5 separate regions of the Mus musculus genome follow, and all the other regions are linked to region 4. The links are chromatin loops, found by intact Hi-C in ENCODE. Cell type or tissue: heart. All regions are shown on one strand. Region 1 has its middle 20 kb from the start of Gm36732. Region 2 has its middle 10 kb from the start of Gm36783. Region 3 has its middle 16 kb from the start of Gm36783. Region 4 overlaps Plb1 (phospholipase B1). Region 5 overlaps Gm15614 (predicted gene 15614).

The links. Hi-C counts contacts between places; a loop is a spot of excess contacts. Peaks named below come from ENCODE experiments on the same cell type or tissue, not always from the same donor. Only the 100,000 strongest peaks of a DNase experiment are listed, where the experiment ranks them.
Region 1: a loop joins it to region 4, with 3 times the contacts of the local background. A loop is called at or near these places in 9 of 42 quality-filtered maps.
Region 2: it touches region 4 in a loop (2.7-fold over the local background); 14 of 42 quality-filtered maps call a loop at or near these places.
Region 3: a loop joins it to region 4, with 4 times the contacts of the local background. A loop is called at or near these places in 11 of 42 quality-filtered maps.
Region 5: a loop joins it to region 4, with 2.4 times the contacts of the local background. A loop is called at or near these places in 8 of 42 quality-filtered maps.

Annotation. Positions count from the first base shown.
Region 1 is chr5:32,202,700-32,207,699 of GRCm38, reverse strand. No RefSeq gene overlaps it. Among named protein-coding and RNA genes, the nearest start is that of Gm36732, 20 kb to the right of the region's middle. In heart, a CTCF peak has its summit at 2,869; no DNase peak of the experiment used is centred here.
Region 2 is chr5:32,219,749-32,224,748 of GRCm38, reverse strand. No RefSeq gene overlaps it. Among named protein-coding and RNA genes, the nearest start is that of Gm36783, 10 kb to the left of the region's middle. In heart, no CTCF peak of the experiment used is centred here; no DNase peak of the experiment used is centred here.
Region 3 is chr5:32,213,718-32,218,717 of GRCm38, reverse strand. No RefSeq gene overlaps it. Among named protein-coding and RNA genes, the nearest start is that of Gm36783, 16 kb to the left of the region's middle. In heart, a CTCF peak has its summit at 3,014 (motif pointing left); no DNase peak of the experiment used is centred here; H3K27ac peaks cover 663 bases.
Region 4 is chr5:32,301,070-32,306,069 of GRCm38, reverse strand. Plb1 (phospholipase B1) reads right to left here. Exons shown (of 59, transcript NM_001081407.1): 20 at 3,361-3,434; 21 at 2,720-2,763. Among named protein-coding and RNA genes, the nearest start is that of Gm36840, 51 kb to the left of the region's middle. In heart, a CTCF peak has its summit at 2,655; no DNase peak of the experiment used is centred here; H3K4me3 peaks cover 822 bases; H3K27ac peaks cover 264 bases.
Region 5 is chr5:32,517,943-32,522,942 of GRCm38, reverse strand. The region is part of intron 2 of Gm15614 (predicted gene 15614); the gene reads left to right. Among named protein-coding and RNA genes, the nearest start is that of Ppp1cb, 61 kb to the right of the region's middle. In heart, a CTCF peak has its summit at 2,361; no DNase peak of the experiment used is centred here.

The sequences.
Region 1 (5,000 bases), 98 kb after region 4:
ACCAAGGGTTATGGGGTGACTCAAGGTGAGAGGTGACCTTATGATATATCCAAACAAGCTATTAGAGTTTTTCCAGCCTAGAAATGAGATATGTTCTTCTTATGTGGTTTACTTTGAAGTCAGGGCAAGCCACTTAACATCCCCTAGGGTAGGTCAGAGGGAACTTTTGTCTTGTCTCCGGAGTCCAGAGAACTTCTATGTCTTCTATGTGCATAAATGTCTAACCTCTAATGAGTCCATTGCTACAGCCTTCATGAAGTCGGGTATTCACAAGACAAGCCATAACAAACAGCTGCATTAATTCAGAGAGGACCCATTAAGGCTTACTTGCTGAAGAGTCAGCAAACAAGCACAACCAAGGTGGTGTGGACTTACTACTTTCTGTACCTACACAAATTATAGCAGGGATATCTCAAAAATTTACTCAAATTTAAATGCAAGCAGACTGTGTGTGTGTGTGTGTGTGTGTGTGTGTGTGTGTGTGTGTGTGGTGTATACTCATTTATAGGAACGTATCCAAAGGCCAGAGGAGGATACTCTGACCTGCTGTATTGCCCTCCACTATATTGCCTTGAGATAGTTCTCAGGAGCACAAGAGTACTATGCCAAACAAGATCTGTCTGAACTGTTCTGTTGCTTAATAAAACAATTCAGCTAGTAGATCTGCAAGCTGTCACAACAGCAGGCCGTTCAAATGTACCTTTTACAAAGTGTACCAAGAGCAGAAAGCAAACCAAGCTCCAGACTGTGAGAATTAACTCTGGTTCAGAAAGCTGGACAACACAGGTACTCTTTACAAATGAGATCTGGTCAAAATCCAAAGGGTGCCCTGAGTCCTAAGCACAGGAATGGATAAGCCATGGGGCTGTGTCCTGGCTAGTGCCCCTAACGTGTTATAGAGCATGTAACCATTTTAAACCAGAAGAGAAGTCACTATTTCCTTTAGGGATCTATTTCCAGTTTGGCCAAAATGAAGCTGGAATAACTCCTTGTTTCTTCTCTCTGCCTTTTCTCTAGCAGTTATACAGTTTTATGGGAAAGATTAACAAACCCAGGAAGTATGCTAATCATGCAATGTGACAAGCTGTCAGAACCCTGAGAGACCCCTCAGCAGGCTTTAGTCCCTCCCCTTGCCCCAGCTTGTGATCCTCTCAGGTGGAAATTTCTGGTTTCATTGCAAAGTCAATTATGTCAAATGATGTTTTGCTGGGGCACACAGGTGAAAGGATGTCTTGCTAAAGCAGACTTGTGAATATTTTGCTAAAGCAGGCATAGGTGAAAATGTTTTGCTATAATAGACATGTAAAAGGACACGTGATGTTTAGAAGGAATATAAATATGAACCCACAGACAGTGGGAGCTTGAGCATTGGTTTGCTTTGGTGCACCTTGCTATTCCTTGCTATTCTTCACTGACGGCACCATGTATTATTGGCTTGCCGTATGTTGCATTGCTGAGCTCCACTTGTGGTGACGCTATAGAGAGAAACTTACCAAAGAACTTCTTGTGAGGTTCCAGTGGCTTCCTGCCACTTCCATGGACTTGGGCCAGTTAGGGAGCCTCTCCGTTTCTGCTGGATTGAACTGCAGCTGCTGGTTTGTGTGTGGTGTCTGCCAAGTGGACTGGACTGATACATTGAAGATTGGAATCACTACAAAGAACTATTTCTAAACAGGTCCACTTTCCCCATATCTTAATAACCTTTCTTTCCCACTACTTCTGGGAAGATTGAACCCATATGAAAAAAAAATCTATGCCTATAATCCACTGGTCTGTTGTTTTAGGATTACTGTTTCTACTGCTAAAGGGGCATCGAAGGGCACAGTGTCTCATTTTAGAATGTCTATCCCTGGAGGGCTTCAGCACAGGATCATGGTGGCAGAAACTTCTGCCTTACAAACAGTCATGACCTCACAGTAGTTCCACTTGTGACGTATGAGCTTTATAATGTGCACACAGTATTAGCTGTGTTGACGGGTGTTAAGCCTTCCCTGAAATAATAGTGTGTGTTTTGTCCTCTCTTATGGTGCTGATCAGCAGCCCCGAGAGACCACAAAAGGAAGGGACCAGCCTTGTCCAGTGGTGTTGATCAAGTGGTGATGTTCAGTTGGGTACATTAGATTAATGCATTTCCAATACACATTCTAACTTACAATGAGTTTATCAGCATGTGGTCTCCATAAGTTTTGGTCCCTCACATAAGTGTATTCGCAAAACATTTGTGGGTTGTACTGCTATTTGTGTGTCAGTTCATGTAGCAAATGACCTCGGCATTCATATATGTCATAGTAAGTGTCGGAATTTCTTTCTCCTTCAAGGCTGAATAATATTCTGCTAATGGACATACCACATTTTATTTGCCCATTTCATTGTTGCTATGGTTCAGACTTGCTGGCAAAAGACAACAGTCTCATTCGCCATAAATCTTTCTCATTTAGGCTGTTAGCTACACCATCCTCCCTCATTACACGAACCTCTCTCTACTGGTGGAGTTATGCGCACATGAGCTCCCTCATCCACACTCAGAGCTATGTGCACAGGAAAGCACCTACTTGAAATCAGAGGCTATTGTGAGGACCAGGTTTTCCAGAAGTCTCCAGTCTTCTAGGAGGCAATACCAAGGAGAGTAAGCCCCAGAACACTTCTTTGAAGAATGGATATGGCTACATAATTCAGAGACTTGCCCTTTCCCAAATCAAGAAAAGTGTTCCAGCAGCCGAAATCACCTGTACGAGCAGAAAGACAAGAAGCCTTTAGGACCTGCAGTCATTTATCTCTTTTTTGTTTCGCACAATCCCCTAATAAGCCATGCCCTTGACTTCAGGCCCACCAGCTACTACAGTGCAGAACAGAGGGCTGTAGCCACCTGTTGGGCACAAGGAGAAGTGCAGCCTTGAAGCTCTGGAAAGCCTCATCCTCTGTAGGGTGTGTGCCCCACCCCATAGATGAAAGAGCTGACATCCCTCTAGGGTAAACTAGATGAAAACCAAAATACACAACAACAAAAGGTAGCCCTTACATCCATAAAACGGGATTTATTCAACACTAAAAGGGAAGAAGTAATCAAGTTGTCAAAGACACAGGAGAGCCTGATACGCATGGATATACCTGTGAGTGTGTGTGTGTGTGAGTGCTTGTATGTGTGTGTGTGTGTGTGTGCATGAGTCTGTGTGTGTGTATGCATGAGTGTGTGAGTGTGTATGAGTATGTGAGAGTATGTGAGTGTGAACATATGAGTGTGCGAGAGTGTGAGTGTGTGCGTGCATATGTGAGTGAATATGAGTATGTGAGTCTGTGCAAGTGTGAGAGAGTGTGTGTGCAAGTGTGTGTGTGTATGTGTGTGTGTGTGTGTGTGTGTGTGTGTTAGTTAGTTAGTTAGTTAGTTACTAAATGGAAGAAGCCAGTGGGAGAAGACTATGCATCATTGGGTTCTTAAACCATGAAGACAATGAAAAGATCAGTGGCTGTGTGTGCCAGTGCTGGGAGAAGGAATGACACTCAGGTCTTAGAGGACTTCTAAGGCAGAGAATCAATCAACCTTGAGATCCCATCAGTCTGGGTATGTGTCTGTGACAATCATTATGTTGGTAAATCATCATGTGCTATTTGAGCTTATCAGGAAGCTGGCTCTTAGCCTCCCTGCTTTAGAATCAAACATCTTTATCTCAAAGTGTCCTCCAAGTCCACCCCCATCCTAGAGCAGACTATCCCCTCCCCAACTCTGTAGCAGGAAAAATGAAAAACAGCAACAGATGAGGGTCTTAGAAACATTATGCTTCCCTGGGGAGTGGTTAATCACAGAAATATATATATATATATATATATATATATACATGTATACATATATATATATGTATATATATACAGAGAGAGAGAGAGAAGAAAAAGGAAGGAGAAAGAATTCTGGTAAATGTATAAGGAATCATAAATTAGTGACATACCTAAAGTTACATATATGTTGGTGTATAAATATTCATACATAGTTCAAATGGAATGTTCTTGTCTGTGCTAATAATGGTTCCCTGTAGAGCCACAGACTATCTAACAAAAACTCCAACACTAGGCATGCAAAGGCCCTGTTGGAGTTGTTGGCTAGGGTTGTCCAGGAGACTCCCAGAACATTACAGGCCACTGCATTACCCTATAGTTGCCTCCCAGAAGTGGATGTTAAGTCCCTATGGCTGAAGATGCCATGAACTTTGGACACAGGATCCAGAGAACCTGAGTTTGGTTTGACCTAAAATCCTCTTCCCTGGCAACTAGCTTTCATGGTACCAGAATGCACATGCAAGAATTTTTTATAGTGCGTTCAGATACTGATTTCTGTGCCCAAACATCTGGTTACAGTATGGCATGGCCAAGCATCTCCAGTCCTAAAGTTATGTGAAAATTGTTTTCCATCACCTCTGATTGGTTAATAAAGAGCTGAACAGCCAATTAGCTGGCCAGAGGAGAATAGGGTGAAACTTCTGATCCCAGTGAGAGGGTCCCAAGAAACCAGAGTACAAAGGACCAAGAGAAGAAGGTGTGAAGGTACCATATGGATCGACCAGGGGTATTCATCATTAGGTCCAGATGAGAAAGCAGCCCTGAGGACACACATGGATCAGAGAGAGCCAAGGCAAGACCAGATGGTAAGTAATGGAGCATTGGGCTGGGTACTGGCAGCCTAGACAGGTTAGAATGATCAGGATCTGTCCAGCTTAATGCTAGCAGCTTGTTAATAAAAATATGAGGTCTCTGTGTCTTTTATTCGGGAGCTAAAATAGGCTAGAGGAGGTGTGAAGATGCCCTGCAGTTATTTGAGAGGAAAAAGGGCACAAGGAAACCCCCAAGAGTTACTTTTACATCTAAAGGAAGGACGCAATCATCAGCCTTACCCAGCCATGACACCTATGAACCACAACAATGACCAGCGTGGCATCATCACCCTAAAGAAGCAAACAATGGCAGGCACACACACACACACACACACACACACACGCACACACACCTTGGTG
Region 2 (5,000 bases), 81 kb after region 4:
TAGTATTCAGTTGGCTTTTTTCTTTCTATTCACTCTTGGGGCTACAACCAATGGGATGGTGCCACCCACATTCAAGGTGGATCTTCCCACATCGACCTAATCTAGAAACTCCCTCATTGACACACCCAGAGGTTTGTCTCCATGAGGATTCTAAATCCCACGAGGTTGACAAATGAAGCAAGTGTGCTTCTTAGCCCTTCTTTACTCTATACTACATATCTCAGTTCCATTGATCACTTGTCCTATAGGGTATGATAGTTAACCCTGACTGTCATCCTGGTGGAATTTAGAATCTTTGTGGAAACAAGATTTAGAATCCTCTGGAACCATAAGCCCAATTAAATGCTTTCTTTCATAAGTTGCCTTGGTCACTGTCTTAGGATTTTACTGCTGTGAACAGATACCATGACCAAGGCAGGTTTTATAAAGACAATATTTAATTGGAGCTGACTTACATGTTCAGATGTTCAGTCCATTGTTATCAGGAGTATGGCAGGAACATGGCAGTGTCCAGGCAAGCATGGTGCAGGAGTTGCTGAGATTTCTACATCTTCATCTATAGGCTGGTAGGAGATGACTAACTCTCACATGGTCAGGAGGAGCATCTTAAAGTCACACCCACAGTGACACACTTCCTCCAACAAGGCCACACCTCCAAATAGTGCCACTCCCTGGGCCAAGCATATTCAAACTACTACAGTCTTGACATCTCATTACAGTAACAGAAAAGTGGCTAATACAGCAGCCGAACTGCACATTGACATAAACGTGTCCCAAAGCTCATATAGGCTGATCTAAGTTGAGGAGAAATGCACCGAGATGATGGATGGTGCATGTGATGATTGACAGGATCTAGAATTATCTAGGAGACAAACTCTGAGCATATTTTTGAGGTCTGATCTAGATTGGATTAACTGGGGTGGGAAGACTCATCCTGAATGTGGACAGTAGATTTCCACGGGCTGGGGTACAAGGCTGAATGAAAGGGTGAAAGTAAGCTGAAAACAGTGGTTCACTCCCTCCGTCTCCGGCTGCCATGCCTTTCCCACCACCATGAACTGTATCCCCTCAAACTGTGAGCCACAAGAAAACTCCTCCTTCATTAGGTTGCTTTTGTCACGCACTGCCACAGCAGAAAGGAAAACAACTAATACAATACAATATATGAGGGTTCTTGGAAGCCAGAGATCAATTTTGGATGTCTTTCTCTATTGTTTTCTACTTTAGTTTTTGAGACAGAATCTCTCACTGAACACGGAACTCACTAATTCAGCTAGAATAGCTGGCCAACTTGCTCTAGAGATTCACCTGTTTCTGCCCCTGCAGCACTGGGGTTACAAACATAAGCCTGGCCCTTTAAAAGTTATTATTAACTGTATTTGCCATTTGTGGGTATGAGCTTGTGTGAGGATATTGGGGGGGGGGGCATGTGCAGGTCACAACATATGTGTGAAGCTCAGAGGACAATGTTCAGATGTTGGTTCTCTCTTTCCACCATGTGGATTCCAGGGGTCAAACTCAGGTCATCAGACTTGGCAACACGTGTCTACACATTAAGCCATTTTGCCAGTTCAGTACCTGGCTTTTATGTGGGTACCGGGGATCAAGTCAGACCCTAATGGTTATACAGTAGGCATTTTGCCACTGAGTCATCTCCCCAACCCCTTTATTGAAGTTTTGGTCCTATGGGAGTCTTTGTTTTCTTTCTCTATATGCACTAGATTATGATGTAAAACTAGTGAAAATAATTGAGTGGGGGGTATGGTGACTGACACACAGCACTCAAGAGGTGGAGGCAGGAGGATCACTCAAAGTTCAAATCCAGCCTGGTTTCAAAATGAGTTCCGAGACTGTTTGGGTCACAGAGTGAGACCCTGTCTCAAAACAAACAAACAAACAAACACAAACCCAAAAAAAGGAAAGAAAAGAAGACAGGAAGGGAAGGAAGAAAAAGGTAAAGGACAGTGGGAAAAATTAATTTGAAAACCAAGATCAGAGACAGAGAAAGAAACTCCACAGCCCAAATCCAGACTCCAGTTAATCTTACCTGGCCAGGCCTGGGCAGGATGGCGACCAAATGCTGTCATTCTTCTGGAAAGAGACCATGACAAAATGTACCTGAAGGTGCTGGATTTGATCTCAAATGATACCTTGGTGCCCATTCTTAGATCTACCTCCCTACAACAACACTGTCTTGACACTCACTCCAGTCACACTCCTCTTTCAGAGACTTCTGCACTCACTGTTCCTCTGGAGTCAACCCCCATGGCCAGCTCCATTCCCTACGTCCTCCTGCTGCAGCCCTTAGCACAGCTACTCTAAGATCTCCTCAGGGAGTAACAGGAATGAGGGGGCAGCATGCTTCCCATCCCACCTTTTACATGCCTGAGTAGCTTAGCTCTACAAACAGATTTAATTAGTATGATCTACAGACTGAAGGAGCTGACCCAAAACAGTTGGGTGGCCTCTGTCATTTTCTGGAACTTCCTATGAACCTGCTGAAAACCTGTGGTGGTTGAATAAGAATGGCCGCATAGACTCACATGAATGCTTAGTCATCAGGGAGTGGTAGTACTTAGAAGGATTAGGAGGTGTGGCCTTGTTGGTAGGTGAGGTCTTGCTGGAGGATGTATGTCACAGGGGGTAGACTTTGAGGTTTCAGAAGCCCAGGCCAAGCCCAAAGGCTCTCTCTTCCTGCTGCCTGCAGTTCTAGATGTGGAATCCTCAAACTATTCCTCCAGCACCATGTGTGCCTGCAGGCCACCAAGCTCCCTACCATGATGAGAATGGACTGAAGCTCTGAAACTGTAAGCAAGCCTGCAATGTTTTCCTTTCTAAGAGTTGCCATGGCCATGGTATCTCTTCTTGGCAATAAAACAATGATCAAGACACTAACTGTAGATAGGACCCCCATGCTCCCATGTTTCCTTCTCCATCTTGCCCTCCTTTGGGATACCAACACAGTACCATTTTTTTAAGGTCAAACATTCAAATAAAACTTCTCTTAAGTTGCATATGTCCTCCAACATCAGCCCTGTTTTTCTGTAGTGTGTGTGTGTGTGTGTGTGTGTGTGTGTGTTGTGTTCAGTGTTTAAAGTTTTTGACCAGTACTTGATTCTTCTGGACTTGGCTGTTCCTTTCATCAGGTTCTACCTCCAGCACTTAGAACAGTTCAGCATGGAGGAGCTTCCTGGAGCCACCCAGCAGTCAGTTGTGAGCTTTGTCTTACTGAAGCCATCAGCAGCAGTTATCAGTCAACTGCTCTCTTAGTTGAAGTCCCTTGAACTCGAAGAGAACACTCCTGTGTATTTCGCCTCCCAGTTTTGCACTCTTTCCCAGGCTTCTTTTTAATTCTCCCTGCCCATCCTTACCATCTGAGTGCAAGTGAGATTTGGTCCTGGGCCTGTATCTCTTACTGCACACCCACCCAATAGGTAATGGCACTCACGTGATTTCTTGTCTGTCAAAGGTTAAGTGAGTCCAGTGTTCTCTAAGTGTGTCTCTTTCCAATCGGCTGGTGAGCATCTTCAGCTGCACGGCTGCTGCCCACCTCAAATGTAAGGCATCCTAAGAGATGTCAGCAGCTCTGCTCTCAGTGTAGTCTGATAGTCACCAGTATACTTGCCTCGGCACATAACAACGTCAAACTCTGGGCAGGCTGTGAAAAACAAGGCCCTGAATGGCGCACAGAAGCAGGCAGTTTCATGTTGTGTGGGGCTGGAATGGGAGGATCTGTGTGAGGAGGAGCTGGGAGGAGAGGGAGGCTGATCTTGAGATGTAAAGTGAATTAATTAATTAATTAATTAATGAGCAGGCAGTTTCTGGAGCTTAGTCAATGCTGGAATAAAAAGAATGTCTAGGATGAATTTCCCATTTTCAATAGGATTTTATAAAATAGACAAGATGGCAATAGAAATCCTGGCCCAAAGAATCAAAGGCTTGCATTTGAGGCAACTGTGGCCATGGAAGTGAGGAGGGAGAACCCACAGAAAGACAGACCATACATTATGGTAGACTTTGCTCAAAATCTGGAGAGGTCCTGATCCCAGCATGAAATGTGCTCCGTCAAAGAGTAGACAGATGGAACTGAGACTCAACGCTGTCACCCAAGAGATCGTTTATACCTGATGAAGTTCATTGTCTGCTACAAAAGTGTGGACATTTTGCAGGAGCTACTTAGCAGAGCCCAAGGTTTCTGCAACTAATGAATCGTTAGAATTTGTGTAATAAGAATATAGGAAATTATTAAACATATGAAAGAAACAATGAAAATGTAACCCAATCTTAAGAGAAAAGGAGAGAGAGAGAGAGAGAGAGAGAGAGAGAGAGAGAGAGAGAGAGAGAGAGAGAGAGAGAGAGAGAACATGCATGTATATGCACACTTGTGCCATGGCACATGTGTGGAGGTCAGAAGACAACTTTGTGGGTCTCTTCTCCCTTCACACCCTTGTGTGGGTCCTGGGATTGAACTCTGGCCATCAGGACTTACACAACAAACACCTTTGTCCACTGAGCCATCTCTTTGGCCCTAGATCATATTTCTAAAGTAGCTATTGAAAGTTTGCTTCACTGGGTGAGGGGTTATATCTTTTCAACACAGAAGTGCAGCAGAGTGACCAACTTTATTTAACAGAAAGCTAAGCGGAAATAACAAGACTGGAAATGAGTTTTGTGATGGGACATCATCTGGATCTGCTTAGTGACAGAGAAAAAAAGTGAATGGTCTTGAAGTTAGATGTTTCCATTCTGAGAACAAAGTGGGGGTTCTGGGGAACTGAGGCAGGAGGAGAAAGCTGAGCCTGGGGCAGTTCTGAAAAATAATATCAAAATGTTTAATGTGGAATTGGAATCAAAGGGAGCAAGGAAGACTCTAGGAAAGAAGCAGGGGAAGGAACTGAAGAAATAATCCTCACCATTTCCCTTACTTGGTGAAAGAACTTGCATTTGTAGATAGAAGAAACCCGGGAAGCAAAAAGGATGTTTTAGGGTCCCACTGCTGT
Region 3 (5,000 bases), 87 kb after region 4:
GAAAAGGGACGGTAGAAGCTTTATCTGCTCCTGGGCACCAAGGCCCCTGTCACTAGCCGCAGAGCCCCCCCATCCCCCTCCCATAGATGTGTGGCCATCAGTCACATAAACTCAATGCCCGAGACCTTCCACATGTAGACAAAGCATCCCTAACATCTCAGACCAAGACAATAGGAAAAGAGACATGATATGTAGGCTCAAGATAGAGATCTCCAGGCAAATGGGGTGCCTAGAGGCCCGGAGGACATAGCCAATAAGCTTTCCTTCCCAGACACTCCTTCTTGCAAAAGATATTTAACCTCAGGCCCTCCCTGAGAAGTAGGGTATGGTTTAATGTATTCACTTTCCACTATGGCAATAAATGGTTTGGAACCACAGGCTGCCTCTTTTCATCGAGATCTGTTGTGGAGAGCCATGGAGAAGGCCTTTGCCTATAGAGCTGCCGTCTAGTCTCCCATACAAGGCCTCTCTGTATTCCCAGTCACAACTGCCAACAAGCCTGCCTGTCCAAGACCTGTCAAGCCAAGGACTCGTCCCTGGGACCAGCTGGGGCGCCCCTTTTCCCCACCTCCAACCCCTGCCCCGGGCTAGACCTAGCCCACAGGCTCCCACTCCGTTCTCAGCATAGCACAGGCAGGCAATAGTCGGTCTCTGTCACATCACGCAGTGGGAATGGAGGATGGTACCCAGGGGCCAGCAGCTGCATGGCCAGCCTGCAGCAGGAGCCGCCACAATGTGCAAGGTCAGGTAGGAGAGAAAGAAGTGGATCAACTTGAGCATTATGAAGAGAGATGGAACTGGAGGCTCAACGGCGGAAAGGGGAAGTCTGTTGTGAGTGGCCAGTCCCAGCCAGAGCTACCACTGAGGGCCCTGTCTGAGTCCTCATGACGCAGAACATGGAGGCGTCCCTGGCTGAGGATCATGTGGATATCCAGTGGCTGCGCAGAACTGGCCCCGCTCCTCACTGGCTGCTGTGCTCTGGAAACCAACGGCAGCACTGGTGAGAGTAGCCCTGTGCCTTGTTCAGGCAGCACAGTAGAGCTGGCCCTGGTAGTGGGGGTGTGGGGGTGAACCAGCCCCTGAGGGAGGGAGTGTGGAGAGCTGACCCCACCACTCATCTGCCATGGAGTGGCATAGGCACAGAGGTGCCTCACCCCCTCGCTATCTGGCAGTCAGGAAAGCTGCACACGGGGTCATGAGCTTTGGAGAGCTGGCCCTGCCCCTCACCAGCTGTAGCACGTGGGAGAGCTGTCCTGCACCTCCCCTGAACAGCACGGTTGTGCTGACCCTGGTGATGGGGGTACAGGTGAGGCAGCCCCGAGGGCGAGAGCATGGAAGAGCTGGCCCCACAGCTTCGCTGTGAGGTGTCTTGAGTGCAGCAGTGATGTTCACCCATCCCTTCCTATAACCTCCCCTCCTCCAGCAGTCGGTAGAACTGGCCTTGGGGTCATGAGAGCAGGTGAGCTGCCCCTCACTGGTTGTACCACGTGGGAGAGCAGGCCCTGCATCTTGCTTGCCTGGGCAGCACAGTAGTGATGGCACTGGTCAAGAGGGCTCAGGTGACCCAGCTCCTAGGATGAAAGTGTGGGATATCTGGCCCCGCCTCGTGTGTGCCGTGAGGTAGTGGGTGCAGGGGTGATGCCCTCTCCACTCTCACCCCTCACCACCTGAGGCAGCAGGGAGAGCTAGCCTTGAGATCATGTGGGTAGTTGAGCTGTGGCTGTCCCTGGCTGCAGTACTTGGGAGAGCGGGCTCTGCGCCTTGACACAGTGGAGCTGGTTCTGAGGCGCGGGTGCTGGTGAGCCAGTACACCAGGGCATGAGCAGGAAAGCTGACCCTGCCTCCTGCCAATGGCTGCTCCAGTGACCTGGTCCGAGCAGTGCTGGAGAGTTTACCTTGGCTTGTGACTAAGGGAGAGCTGGTTTGCTGGGCTGCATGTCTGCCTTGCATGTCCACCAGAGTGAAGCAGGGATAAAATAAATCCCTTTTGCGGAAAGGAATGCCCAGGAAGGGAAGCTCATTGGCTGAACACTTAGGGCCTATCTAGATATCTCATTAGCATGGAGAACTCCAGGTGTTTATGCTACGTGACTGTCACGTGGGGTGTCAAGTAGAGTTTGTCAGGGAGCTGGCTCCACCCCTGCCACTCTCATTCTGAGATTCCCCAGGGTCTGAGCCTGTTCAGCCTTACCAGTTCTGTCCAGTGGCAATGTCAACTTACCCCACAGTGGCATGCTGACCAGCTCAAACTACTAACCAGGCCTAAATCCAGGGCACTGAGTTGACCCACCCCAAAATCTATCTCATTTGCAAACAGCTTGGACACATAAAAGGGACAGTCCTGCTGACCCAAAGCTGCAGGACCTCCATGACACAGGGCAGCCACAGGATAATCCAGAGGAGTCCCAGTGAGGACTCAATGCTGACAGTGTCACAGAAGCCAGACCAATGACACATTGCAGTGACTATTTGCAAGTGAAGGTGTGTGGACAGAGGGATAGACTGTTGGACACACTGTGACATGCTACAGCTTCCACCACGAGATGTTTTCTATGCTTAATTTTCTGGGTTTTTGTTGTTGTTTGTTGGTGGTGGTGTGAAGTTTTTGTTTTGTTTTGTTTTGTTTTGTTTTTTTGGAAGGGAGGTTGCAAGGGTGAAGGGCAGAGATGAGGGGGTGGGAAGATGAGTAGAACTGGGGTGCAAATGACCTCACAAAGAATCAATAAATTTTTTTTTTAGTTTTTCAAGACAGGGTTTCTCTGTATAGCCCTGGCTGACCTGGAACTCACTTTGTAGACCAGGCTGGACTCGAACTAAGAAATCCGCCTACCTCTGCCTCCCAAGTGCTGGGGTTAAAGGCGTGCGCCACCACGCCCGGCAGTTATTTTTAAAAATTAAAACCTGTATATGGAAAGGCGGCTCAGTGGTTAAGAGCACTTGCTCCTCTTTTTGAAGACCCTGATTTGGTTCTCAGAACCCATGTGCTGAAACTCCAGTTTCATGGATCTGATGCCCTCCTCTGGCCTTTGCCGGTACTGCATGCACATGGCGACTTAATAGACACAGGCAAATACCCACATGCATAATTTTTACAAAGAAAACTGAAATTCGAATTCTCTAAAACAGAGAGAGACAGAGACAGAGAGACAGAGAGAGAGGTGAGGGGAGGAGAAGGGGGAGAGGTGGGGGCAGAGGTGTGTGCAGTGACACAGAGGGGTCTGTGGTTACAAATGACCTTTAGGCAATTACAAAGCCACTTCGTGCCCTGTCTCACTCATACCCACTCACACTGGGGATCCCCTAAGTGACCTTGCCATTCCCTGCTTTTCCCAGCAAAAATCTTGGCTCTGTCTTAAAATAAAAAATTGCAATGAAGCCAAGGTGTCAAAGTGAGAGTGGGCAAGAAAATGTTTAAAGGGTCCCTTTGGTTGCTGTGTGGAAACAGGGCAGGAAAGGAGAAAGGGTGAAAATGGGAAGGGTGGCTCAATGAAGACCATCAAAGGACAAGAAAGGCTGGGACCACCATTCTTGCATACGGGCCTTCCAGTTTCACTCTGGCTTCTTTGCAAATCTATGCTGGCTCTGTCACTCTTCTGCCACACCTTCTCGAGTGACATCCCACCTTATTAAGGGGTAGATGGGACAGGTGGGTTTTGCTGAGGTCACGAAATGTGTTTCCTGCCCCTTCTCTAGTCTTCTCTATCCCACGTCTTCTGGTGCGTGCTCTAACCACTTGGCTTCCTGCTTGTTCCCACACAGCCCAGTTTCCTGGCTCACAACTTCTCCTTGGTGTCTCTGATAACCACAAGGCTCACTCCCTCAGTTCTACTACTCAAATACTGCTTTTTCCAAAACTTCGCTAAATAAAACAGCAAAGCGTGTCCCACCCCATCTTGCTCCAACACTCGGGGCCTTCCTTCATCACCCTTAAATCCATGTTAGATGAGCAAATGAACATCTAAGATTTGAACAGAAAGTACAGACACAGCTCTGAGAGTGCAAAGGAACAGAGCTGTTACTGATTCAGCCGCCTGCTTGGTTAGCCTGTTATGTTATAGTATTTAATCTCCATTACCGTACCCTTAAGTAATATATTACCATTCACTTATAGGTAGATAGGAAAGACCAATGAAGTTTAGTATTGTTCCAATATCACATGTGCATGTTAAATGGTAGTAGGAAAACTTAAATCCATGTCTGTATAACTACATATATATTATATAATTGATTATATATGTATAATATTGCATATATTTTTTTTTCACTCATTTCTCCCAGGACTCACTTTGGCTCAGTTGAGGGGAGAGGATAGAGTATTTGGGAAGACTTTCTGAAGAAAATACCACCCCATTCTTCAAGAAGGTAGAGTCATATGGAGGCTCTCAGATCTACAATAAGATAGAGTTAAATGGGGGCTCTCAGATCTACAAGAAGGTAGAGTTATATGGAGGCTCTCAGATCTACAAGACATAAATAAATAAATAAATAAATAAATAAATAGCCACATACATCTTGATAAAAGACGAACATACCCACAATTTGTACAAACTAGGGATAAGGCAACTCCAGCTTTTCCCGCCTTTTTTGTAGCCACAGTTTTATAGAAAAGATGGGAAGGAAGCCAGGAAACACATGTGCTAATTTGTCAAAACTGTGAGGTCGCTGCTTAGGAGGCAAGTTCTTCCTCTGGTTGGCATTAGGAGCCACCCATCTCCTTCCCCATGGGAAATCTCACAGAATTCCCGGGGAAATGTTAATTCTTTGGGGGCCTTGTTTCAGTAATGTGATAGCTGAAGGGGTAGACACAATGTCTCCTTTAGATCAATTCCTCTCCTGTCAGAGCAACCATTCTCCTCTTTGTTTGAGACGCCAATCTTGGGGTTATGGGGTAATATGGTGGAATTAGTATGCAAATTCCTGAACTGTGCCTGTGCCTGAAGCAAATATAAACAGAACTCAAGTAGGAGCCAAGGCTAGAGGATGTTCAGTGCCAGGTAACC
Region 4 (5,000 bases):
TTCCCCGCATCTACTGAGACGATCATGTGATTTCTGTCCATACTAATTTGTATATGGCAATGCATCCTTGTATCTCTGGAAAGAAAGACACTAACTTGCATATGGTCACAATGTGTTCTTGAATGTAATTTACAAGTATTTTACTAAGAATCACAAAGAAAATGGATTTTTTTTTTTGCTACCCTTGTGTTCAGCAGTGTTGGCATGTTGCTACTTGTTCCGTGGAATGAGTGAGGTGGTGTTCTTGCCCTCTCCATGTTGTGGAATGGTTTTAGGACAGCTGTTAGCTCTTCTCTAAAAGCTCAGTGGAATTCATTAGTGAATCTGTCCATTTCTGGGCTTTTCTTCATCGAAGTTAGTTTCTTCATTTTGCTCTTAAAATTTGTCATCTTTTAATCAAACTTAAAAGATGGTTTTGCTGGTATAGCAATTTTGATTGGCAGTTGTTTACTTTCAGGGCTTGAAATACATTATTTTATGCCCTCCTGACTTTTATGATTGCTAATGAGATCTGCTGCTATTCTGATGTAGTTGCCTTTGTGGGTGAGTTAGCCTTCCCTGTTTACAGCTATTAATATTGTTTGCTTTTAACTTCTGATACACTGGCTATAACACATTGTGGAGAGGTTCTTTGGTTGACTTTATTTTGGCTCTCTTGTGCTTGAATTTTTCTCTAGATTTGATAAATCTTGTGCTATAAGCTTACCTGGATAATTCCATATTCCTTTAGAATTTATTTCATCTCTTTCTATCTTATCCATTCTTAGATTTGGCCTCTCGATCATACCCCAGAATTCTTAGACATTGTGGTCAAATTCATTTATTTCTTTAAATGATGTGTGATTAGAGAGTTCATTAGTCTTGTCCCCTATTCCCGATGCTTTCCCTATTTGGTTACAGCTTTTGGCAATGCTTTCATTAGGCTATTTGTCTCACTGGGTATTTTCATTTCTAACATTTCTGTCCCCGCACCCAATCTCAATTTTCTTGCTGATTTTTTTCCACAATACAGACTTTTTCATCCATACTTGTTGATGATCAATTCATGTGTCTGTCTTTGTGGTGGCATACCTCGCCCTGGAGACTTGCTGATCAGGGCAGAGGTCTGTCTCCCACACACCCTATCCTACAGCATCTGCTGGGTTAAATTTAAAAAGGCATTGGGGATAAGTTCTGTCCTGACCTTGTACCGACACAGCACATTTTACCTTTTTAAACAGCTGCCATGCACTGAATCCTGAAGCTCTATGATCAGGTGGTCCTCCCTCCTCTAAGAAAGAAAGCTGAACAGCTAAGCTAAGTGCATTAGGGGGAGCCCTCCTGAGTGGGCGACACTGTCGATGTCATTTGTAAAGCACTTTGGTGAATGATCTTGAACAATATGATGTCCAGCCATCTTGCTGGATCATCTCAAAGCCAAGTTCATCACACTCACGGGAGCAGTCTGTCACCTTCTGGCAACAGGGAACAAGGAGTTCTCATGACACAGAACTGTACCTATTTAAATTCAACACAGTTTTCTAAGAACTAAAATAGATAACAGACTTGAGGTCTGATCAGGTGTGCCAGTGTGGACATTATGTATCATATCCCTATTGTCTAAACTTGCTGGCTTAAAACTCAAATTGTGTCTTAGGTCAAGATAATGTACCAAAGGGATATATTTATATCTATATCTATATCTATATCTATATCTATATCTATCTATCTATCTATCTATCTATATATATATATATATCAGAAAAAATAGAATAAAACCAATCAAGTGCCTCCCAGGTAAAATCCTTAAAGGTTTCTGAGAAGCAAAGAATACACTGTAAATATTGCCTAACACCTTATTATAAGAAAGTGTAACTGGGGCTGGTGAGATGGCTCAGTGGTTAAGAGCGCCGACTACTCTTCCGAAGGCCCCGAGTTCAAATCCCAGCAACCACATGGTGGCTCACAACCATCCGTAAAGAAATCTGATGCCCTCTTCTGGAGTATCTGAAGTAAGCTACAGTGTACTTATATATAATAAATAAATAAATTATATATATAAAAAAAAAGTGTAACTGTAGCAATAAACACGGGCTTGGCAATACTAAAGATAATGAATCAAATAACATAACAGAAAGCACTAGCAATAGCTATAACCAAAAGATCAAAGGCAGACCCCTCAGAAAAATATAGCCAGGCTTTAAAAAACAAAAATCATCCAAGTAGGTGTTGGCAAAGCAATTAAGGAAAATATTGAATCCAAAGTATGGCAATGTTTGCACTGCCCAAGCAAGGTAGTTTCATTTCTCACTACTGCAAGTGCTGCGGGTTTACACAGTAAGGTCTTGTGAGCAGAGATGCTTAAACCCCATCCGCCACCTCCCACCCCACCCCACCCCCGCAACCCTACCCCTCGCTCTAGGTCCAGAATGCCTTCTTTATTGGATTACTTTTAAATGATCTGTCCTGAGATTTGGTTTAAGTCCTTCTTTCTTTCCTCACGCAATTCATTTATTGGATAGAGGCGATTTCCCGTTGGGGTGGGGGTGGGGGACCCACATAAAAGCAAACAAAACCCGCCAAAGTTTTAATTAGCTCAGGAGCTAAGAGAAGGCAGCCTCCGGGAAGCAGCGCTCCCTACTGCACACAGCTGCATCCTGCCTTGGGAGGCTGGCGACTGCCAGAGGGAGGCGCAGTGGGCTCAGGCGTAGCCTGCCGCCCAGAGCACCAGGGTACTCACTGGGTAGGGTGGTCACGGTTTTGATGGTCTCATCCCCGCCCACACTGTTGGTGAGAAGCAAGAAAGAAAATGACGGTTTAAAATGCCAAGCAAGACAGAGTGCCCTTCTGAATCACAGCCGGGTGGACTTGCCCTTTATCCGTCGCAGAAATGCAATTCTTTTCCTCCCTCCCTGTACACCGGAGCAAACAGACAAGAGAACTTAAACTGTTGCTGCTGCTGTTACTGTACTTTCAGCTATGAGCCCGCTCTAATGTTGGAGCAGGGAGAACCAAGTTGGTCTCTTTCATTACATTTCCCAATCCAGAGGGATTCTTTTGGGGCCACCAAGGGACCACTTGGCCTCTCCATTACCGCCCATAGCTTACCCTGGATCTTTCTCTTCGCTACTTAGCTTGGAAAAGAGTGCCTTTAGGAGAGTCAGGGTCTCCCGACCCAAGGCTAAGACTCCAAGGGAGATGTGCACGTTTAACCCTCCCCCCCACAAACTCCTGTCCAGGCAACACTACCTCCTGATACAGGTATTATAGTCTTGGGGATGGGAGGAGCAAATAAATTGAATTTGGAAATTTGTTGTAGAAAGATGGCCCATCTCCCACAGAGGTTTTCTAGAAGGCTCAGGGGCTTCTGGGTTCACTCACCTCCAGGACAGGCCTCGGTATTCAGTTAAGACATCCAAGATATTCCAAGGGCTGGCCCCAGCTCCATTGCCTGCCTGAAAAAGAACTCAAATAGCCAGTGGTGCCCATGCTTTTTTTCTCAGGGCCCAGCTGTCCACCTGTTTGAAGGCCTGCACCCTTATCCTGTCTAGGACATCTAGGAAAGTTCTAGAATCCAGATGGAACACCCTGTGGATATACCTCCCACCCTTTCTGGGATGAGTCTAGTACCATCTACAGCTATACCTCTCCAGGAAAGCCCTGCCTGGATGGCAAGTAGGAGAAGCGTGAGCCTGCAGTGTCAAGAGCCTATAGCATGTATTTCTTCAGAGCATGTGCTTAGAGGAGCTGTGCCCATTTTTTTTTTAAATTGTGAAACATGTAACCAGAGTAATTAAGCCTTTGAACATCGTGACATCCCTAGTACGTGCAGGTAAGAAAAAGCTGGAAGATGCAGGACATCTCCTTCCCTGAAGCATATATTTCTAAACTCCAGCAGAAATTCCCAGGTTATCTTCACTGCAGTTCAGTAGTGTCTTAGTTAGGGTTTCCATTGCTGTGAAGGGGCAACATAACCAAGACAACTCTTATAAAGAGCAACATTTAAATGGGGCTGACTAAGGTTCAGTCCTTTACCATCATGGCTGGAAGCATGGCAGTATCTAGGCAGGCATGGCACTGGAGGAGCTGAGAGTTCTACTTTTTTTTTTTTCTTGTTTTTTTTCCAGACAGGATTTCTCTGTATTGCCCAGGCTGTCCTGGAACTCACTCTGGAGACCAGGCTGGCAAGAGTTCTACATCTTGTTTGGAAGACAACCAGGAGAAGACTGGCTTTCAGGCAGCTAGGAGGAGGGTCTCAAAGCCCATCCCGACAGTGACACACTAACCTAATAGTGCCACTCCCTGGGCTAAGCATATTCAAACCACCACAATCCACTTCCTGGTCCCCATAGGCTTGCTCAAATACATGAGTCTATGGGGCCATACATAGCCATAGCATAATGCAAAATACATTTAGACCAACTTCAAATCTCCCATTGTCTATAGCAGTCTCAACAATGTTAAAAGTCCAAAGTTCAAAGACTCTTCTGAGATTCATGCAATTTCTTAACTGGAATCCCCTATAAAATGAGAATCAAAAAGCAGATCATATACCTCTAACATTACAGGATATACATTACTATTCCAAAATGTCATAGTGAGGAAATACTAGTTTGGAAATATCAAAGCTAGTCCAAAAACCAGCTGGGCAAATTCCAAACTCTGCACCTCCATGTCTGATGTCAAAGTGCGCTTCAGATCTACAACTCCCTTCCTCTCTGGTGACTGCAACAACTTCTTTTGGGCTGTTTCTACTCCCTGTTTGCAGCTTTCCTCGGCAGATAGCCCACAGCTCTGACATCTCTAACATCTAGCAACACAACTTCAACTTTACAGCTTCTTGTTCCAATATCTGGGATCCACACGTGACCTTCTTTTTCTGGGCTCTTCCAAAAGGGGTTGAGTCACATCTCCAGCTCTGTCCTTTGTAGAATTCTAGGCTCTGGTTGACTCCACTCTACTGCTGCTGCTATTTTTGGTGGTCATCCCATAGTACTGGCATCTCCAATATACTGGGGTCT
Region 5 (5,000 bases), 220 kb before region 4:
CTGAGATTCTCTCTTCCGTCTCTTGTATTCTGTTGCTGATGTTTGCATCTATGGTTCCAGATTTCTTTCCTAAGGTTTCTATCTCCAGCTTTGCCTCGCTTTGGGTTTTCTTTATTGTGTCCACTTCCCTTTTTAAGACTAATATGGTTTTGTTCATTTCCCTCACCTGTTTGGATGTGTTTTCCTCTTTTTCTTTAAGGACTTGTAACTCTTTAGCAGTGTTCTCCTGTATTTCTTTAAGTGAGTTATTAAAGTCCTTGATGTCCTCTACCATCATCATGAGATATGCTTTTAAATCCCGGTCTAGCTTTTTGGGTGTGTTGGGGTGCCCAGGACTGAGCGAGGTGGGAGTGCTGCGTTCTGATGATGGTGAGTGGTCTTGGTTTCTATTAGTAAGAATCTTACGTTTGCCTTTCACCATCTGGCAATCTCTGGAGTTAGTTGTTATAGTTGTCTCTTGCTAAAGATTGTTCCTCTCGTGATTCTGTTAGCCTCTATCAGCAGACCTGGGAGACTAGCTCTCTCCTCTGAGTTTCAGTGGTCAGAGCACCCTCTGCAGGCAAGCTCTCTTCTTACAGGGAAGGTGCACAGATATCTGGCATTCAGACCTCCCTCCTGACAGAAGATGAAGGCCCAGAACAGGACCTGTCCCAGAAGCTGTTAGCTTCTGTAGTCAACACTCTCACCTGCACAGACTAGTCTCAGAGGGATCCGGGAACCAAGAATGGCTCCCCCAGGTGCTCCAGCACAGCCCTCCCGGGCAGGGCGGACACCTCTCCTCTGGCAGGGAAGGTGCCCGGATGTCTGGGGCCCGAAACGGGGTCTGTCTCAGAAGCTGTCCTCTAGGGACCTTGGAGGTTTCCACCGACTCTGTGCCCAGGTGACCAAGTGCTGGTGTCAACCGGAAGGGACTTGTGACCCTGGTCAGTCCGGGTTTCCTGCTTCTCTAATGCTATCTCAGGTCCCGCACGATTGGATTGGAACAGAAGTTGTGTTCTACTCACCGGTGGTCCTAAGATTGCGTGGAGAGTCCTCTAGGGGACCTTGGGGGTGTTCGCCAACTCCGCGCCCAAGGTGCCCCAGTGCTGGCCCAAACTGAAGTTTTAAATGATGCAGATAAAATAGTTTTTAAGCATCATAATATATAAGAAAGATGAAGAAAGAAGAGTACAGAGAATGGAAAGCAGAAATAATATCCAAAAAATTAAAAGATAGAGATCAGTAGTATGATGAAAAATGAAGACTGTCTATAAGAACAGGAAAAATGCAGTATAAGGACTTGATGACTAGAAGGAGAGAAAAAGAAAAACAAAAATACAACACTGAACAATAAAAACATATGTATACAAACATAAATAGGGAAACACCATAAACTCATCTACAAGCATAAAAAAGTCTTCATAAGAAATGAAAAGGGAAAGAAAAGAGAACCATGTCAATGTCTCAACCACAAGAGTTAGTGACTATCCTCCATTCCCACTGATCTTTCTACGTCTCAGTACACTGTGCAACCAATGGAGCACTCAAAGCCTGTGAAAATATCCACCCCTTCCTCCTTTAGTATTGTCAGTAGGTCAGTGGGCATGGCTTAGAGCTGGAGGTCATTGGGTCTACATTCGTTTCCCTGCTTTGTACCAGGTTATCATGGAATCAACTTTGTCTTGGCGGCATAACCCATGTTGTTTAAATATGGGATGGGCTAAAAAAACAATACAAGACAAAGGCCATACAGAGGTGTAGTTTCCCAAGGGCCACTACCTGCTCACAATCCAGAGCTTCCAGAGTCTCTTGACCTTAGCTATACAGCTAAAGCAAGTTCCACCCCTTGCCTCATTTATGGCCTGAATATGCACATCTTTCACAATGAGCTAGCTTCACTGGCATTCTTCTGGGGCCAGACTGGGCTACATGTTCAGAACAGCATGTCAATATTGACAATGATCTTCCAGCGAAAGGAAGATGCAGAACTTATATTCTCTAAAGCACCAAGCTTGGTGCTGACCTTTGCATGGCTGTCAGTTATAGCACTGTGCTTTTATGTTGAGAAACCCAGAACATTTCTTAAGCACAGACCTTCTCCACAGCACAGGGATGGTCTAAGCTCAGGCTGCTTTTGTATCCATCTCTTTTGGTACCAGTTTTACCCATTACGCCTTTCTCTCTTTCCCTAGCAGTTAGCTCTTCCCTCTACAATGCTGCTTACAGGCTGAGAGGTGTTATGTTGTTTCTCACCCCCTGTTTCAATAACTGGAGACTTTTCAAGTTACTGTTTGTCCAGTACTAAACTTGAGCATGTTCCCTCAGGCATCCACATTGCTATTTTTTAATTCTAAGCTGCCTCAATTCTGAGCCACTGGGAGGCGCTGCTTGCCTTTAGTCTGCCACAGTGGCCTTTCTATTCTTAATATTTTGAGCCTCCATGTTCTTCTCTATGATGTCAAATAACCTTCCCTGGATGCACTTCTGATGGCCCTTAAGAATTTCATACAATACTCTCTTCAGCTAAGATGATGAGTGACTACACCTATAGTAGATGATTTTCTGTTGCTGTGGCCAAGGCAATTTGTAGATGAGAGAGCTTATTTTGGGTTGTGATTGCAGATAGAGAGTCTGTAAGAGTGGAGGAGGAAACATGACAGCAGGGACAGAGAGTGAGCATCTCCAACTTCAAGCACCAATCAGAGTCAGCGAACTGGGAATGGGATGAACTTATAAAATCTCAGAGCCTGTCCACAGTGATGTACCTCCTCCAGCAAGGCCACACCTCCTAAACCTCCCCCAAACAGGACCAACTGAGGACCAAATACTCAAATGCTGGAGCCTATGGGGCCATTTCTCACTCAAACCATCATAGCACATTTTCATCTTCTTTTCAATTTTCAGAAACTTTACTTTATAGCTGGAAAACATTGTAGACTTGCTTTGCCTATTTGAGGAGTGTTATAGCAAGAGGGATCATCTAAGAGATTGGAGACTTCAAATTTCTTGAGGAATGGGGGGAAATAAAGCATGTTCAAGGTGATGTTCATGGAGGATGGTTACTTTTAGAATGTTATTGGCCAGGTGGGTCCTTTCTCCTGTAGAATAGAAATCAGATCCTGCTTAATTTTTGAAGAAAAGGGAAAGTGAGAGTTACTTAAAAGAAACACAGCAGGCCCAATGCAGCCCAGTCAATGAAGAGTGTCTTGAAGGGAAAATGGCAGCATCCTGCCAAATAGGATAGTAGCAAGCAGTAACAAAAGCACATATCTTGTTTATTGGCTTGAATAGCCATGTCCTTTCTGGGACCTGCATTTGGGGTGGGGGGGGGGAAGGGGGGAGATTTCAGTATAGACTGTCTCATGGCTCTCAATGCCCTTAGATTTGTGTTACAGGTCCCTCTTGGTAAAGGTCTTATTATGCTAACATATTTCAATAAAAATGTAATGAAGTTCAAGGTCAGTCAGATTTGTCAGCTTGGTGGTTACTGGTGTTAACTGGGCTTCCTGCAGCTCATGCTGTCTAACTAGTGCTATGTTCTTGCTATCATGGGAGTCCAGCAGTCTGCTTGTTGTTTCCCTGCAGCATGCCTGCTGCTATAGCCAGAGCAGTTTCTTCTATGGAGAAGAAATTCTTGTTTCTCTCTTGTCCTATAGTTACTGAGGCTATGAATTATGTAGGCCTACTTTTCCTCCCTCCCTCCCTCCCTTCTGCCGCTCTCCCCTTCTTTTCTTTTTTCCCCTTTACTCAATCCTTCCTTTCTCCCTTCTTTCCTTTCTCCCTCCCTCCCTCTCCCTTCCTTCCCCTCTATCTCCCTTCCTTCCCCTCTATCTCCCTCCTTCCTTCCTTCCTTCCTTCCTTCTTTCTTTCTTTCTTTCTTTCTTTCTCTCTTTCTTTCTCTCTCTCTTTCTCTTTTTCTTTCTTTCTCTTTCCATGTAGCTGTCTGTGTAGCCAAGGCTAGTCTTAATGCTGAGTCCATTCTAACTCAGCTCCAGGCATGATGTCATTTCAAAATTTTTCCCCCATGGTGAGCAATTTGGTGACCATGGGGGAAAAATTCAGAAAATTTCTGACTTTTTTGGGGATCTTTTAAATTTCTGTGTTAACTATGGCTCTAACCCTGCTCTGTCTCTGATTCAGGTAGAGTACTATTCAGGTAGAGCCTAGGCTGGTGATCTGGTGCTCACTGTATTGTAGCATAGTCTAATCTTGAACTCATGACAATACTTTTGCTTCAGCCTGGGTCCTAAATGCTGGGAATGAAGATATGGGCTACCACCCCTAACTTGATTTTCGTAGTTCCTCAATACAGTTCTTATTAATGCTTTCTTTTGTTGTCATTGCAGAGACTATAAATGAGTACTTAATTCCATCTGCCTACTCATAAAGGCTTTGTGTGAGCCAGTGAGGCTGATGGAGGTGGAATATTCAGAGACAAGGTGCAGTGACAGCAGTGGAATGGTGAAGGGACACTGGTCCTGACATTAGCATGTGATACTGGATTAATTCCTTTATGCCCCTTAGCACCAATTTTCTTTTTTTTTTTTAATATTTTTATTACATATTTTCCTCAATTACATTTCCAATGCTATCCCAAAAGTCCCCCATACCCTCCCCCCCCCCACTTCCCTACCCACCCATTCCCATTTTTTTGGCCCTGGCGTTCCCCTGTACTGGGGCATATACAGTTTGCGTTAGCACCAATTTTCTAATTAGAGTTTGGAAATGGAGCTGCTCTCTTTGTCTCCCTGGGTTTCCATGAAGGTCAGATGTAACAGGATATGTTGGAGTACAAGGTGAATTTCCAGCGTTGAAGGTGTCTTAGAAACCATCATGTCCATTCATGGCAATGGGAGAAGCTTTACTGACTCATGATTTCAAAATGTTCTTTGGATTTGTCTTCATTGCCCTGACCCCATTTGATTTCTACTGTATCTCAAATCTTAACAACAGAAAGTATATTTTGTTGGGTCTTTGTGATCTGGGATGTGATAGAAGTCCTGGGAAACTATCACTGTCAT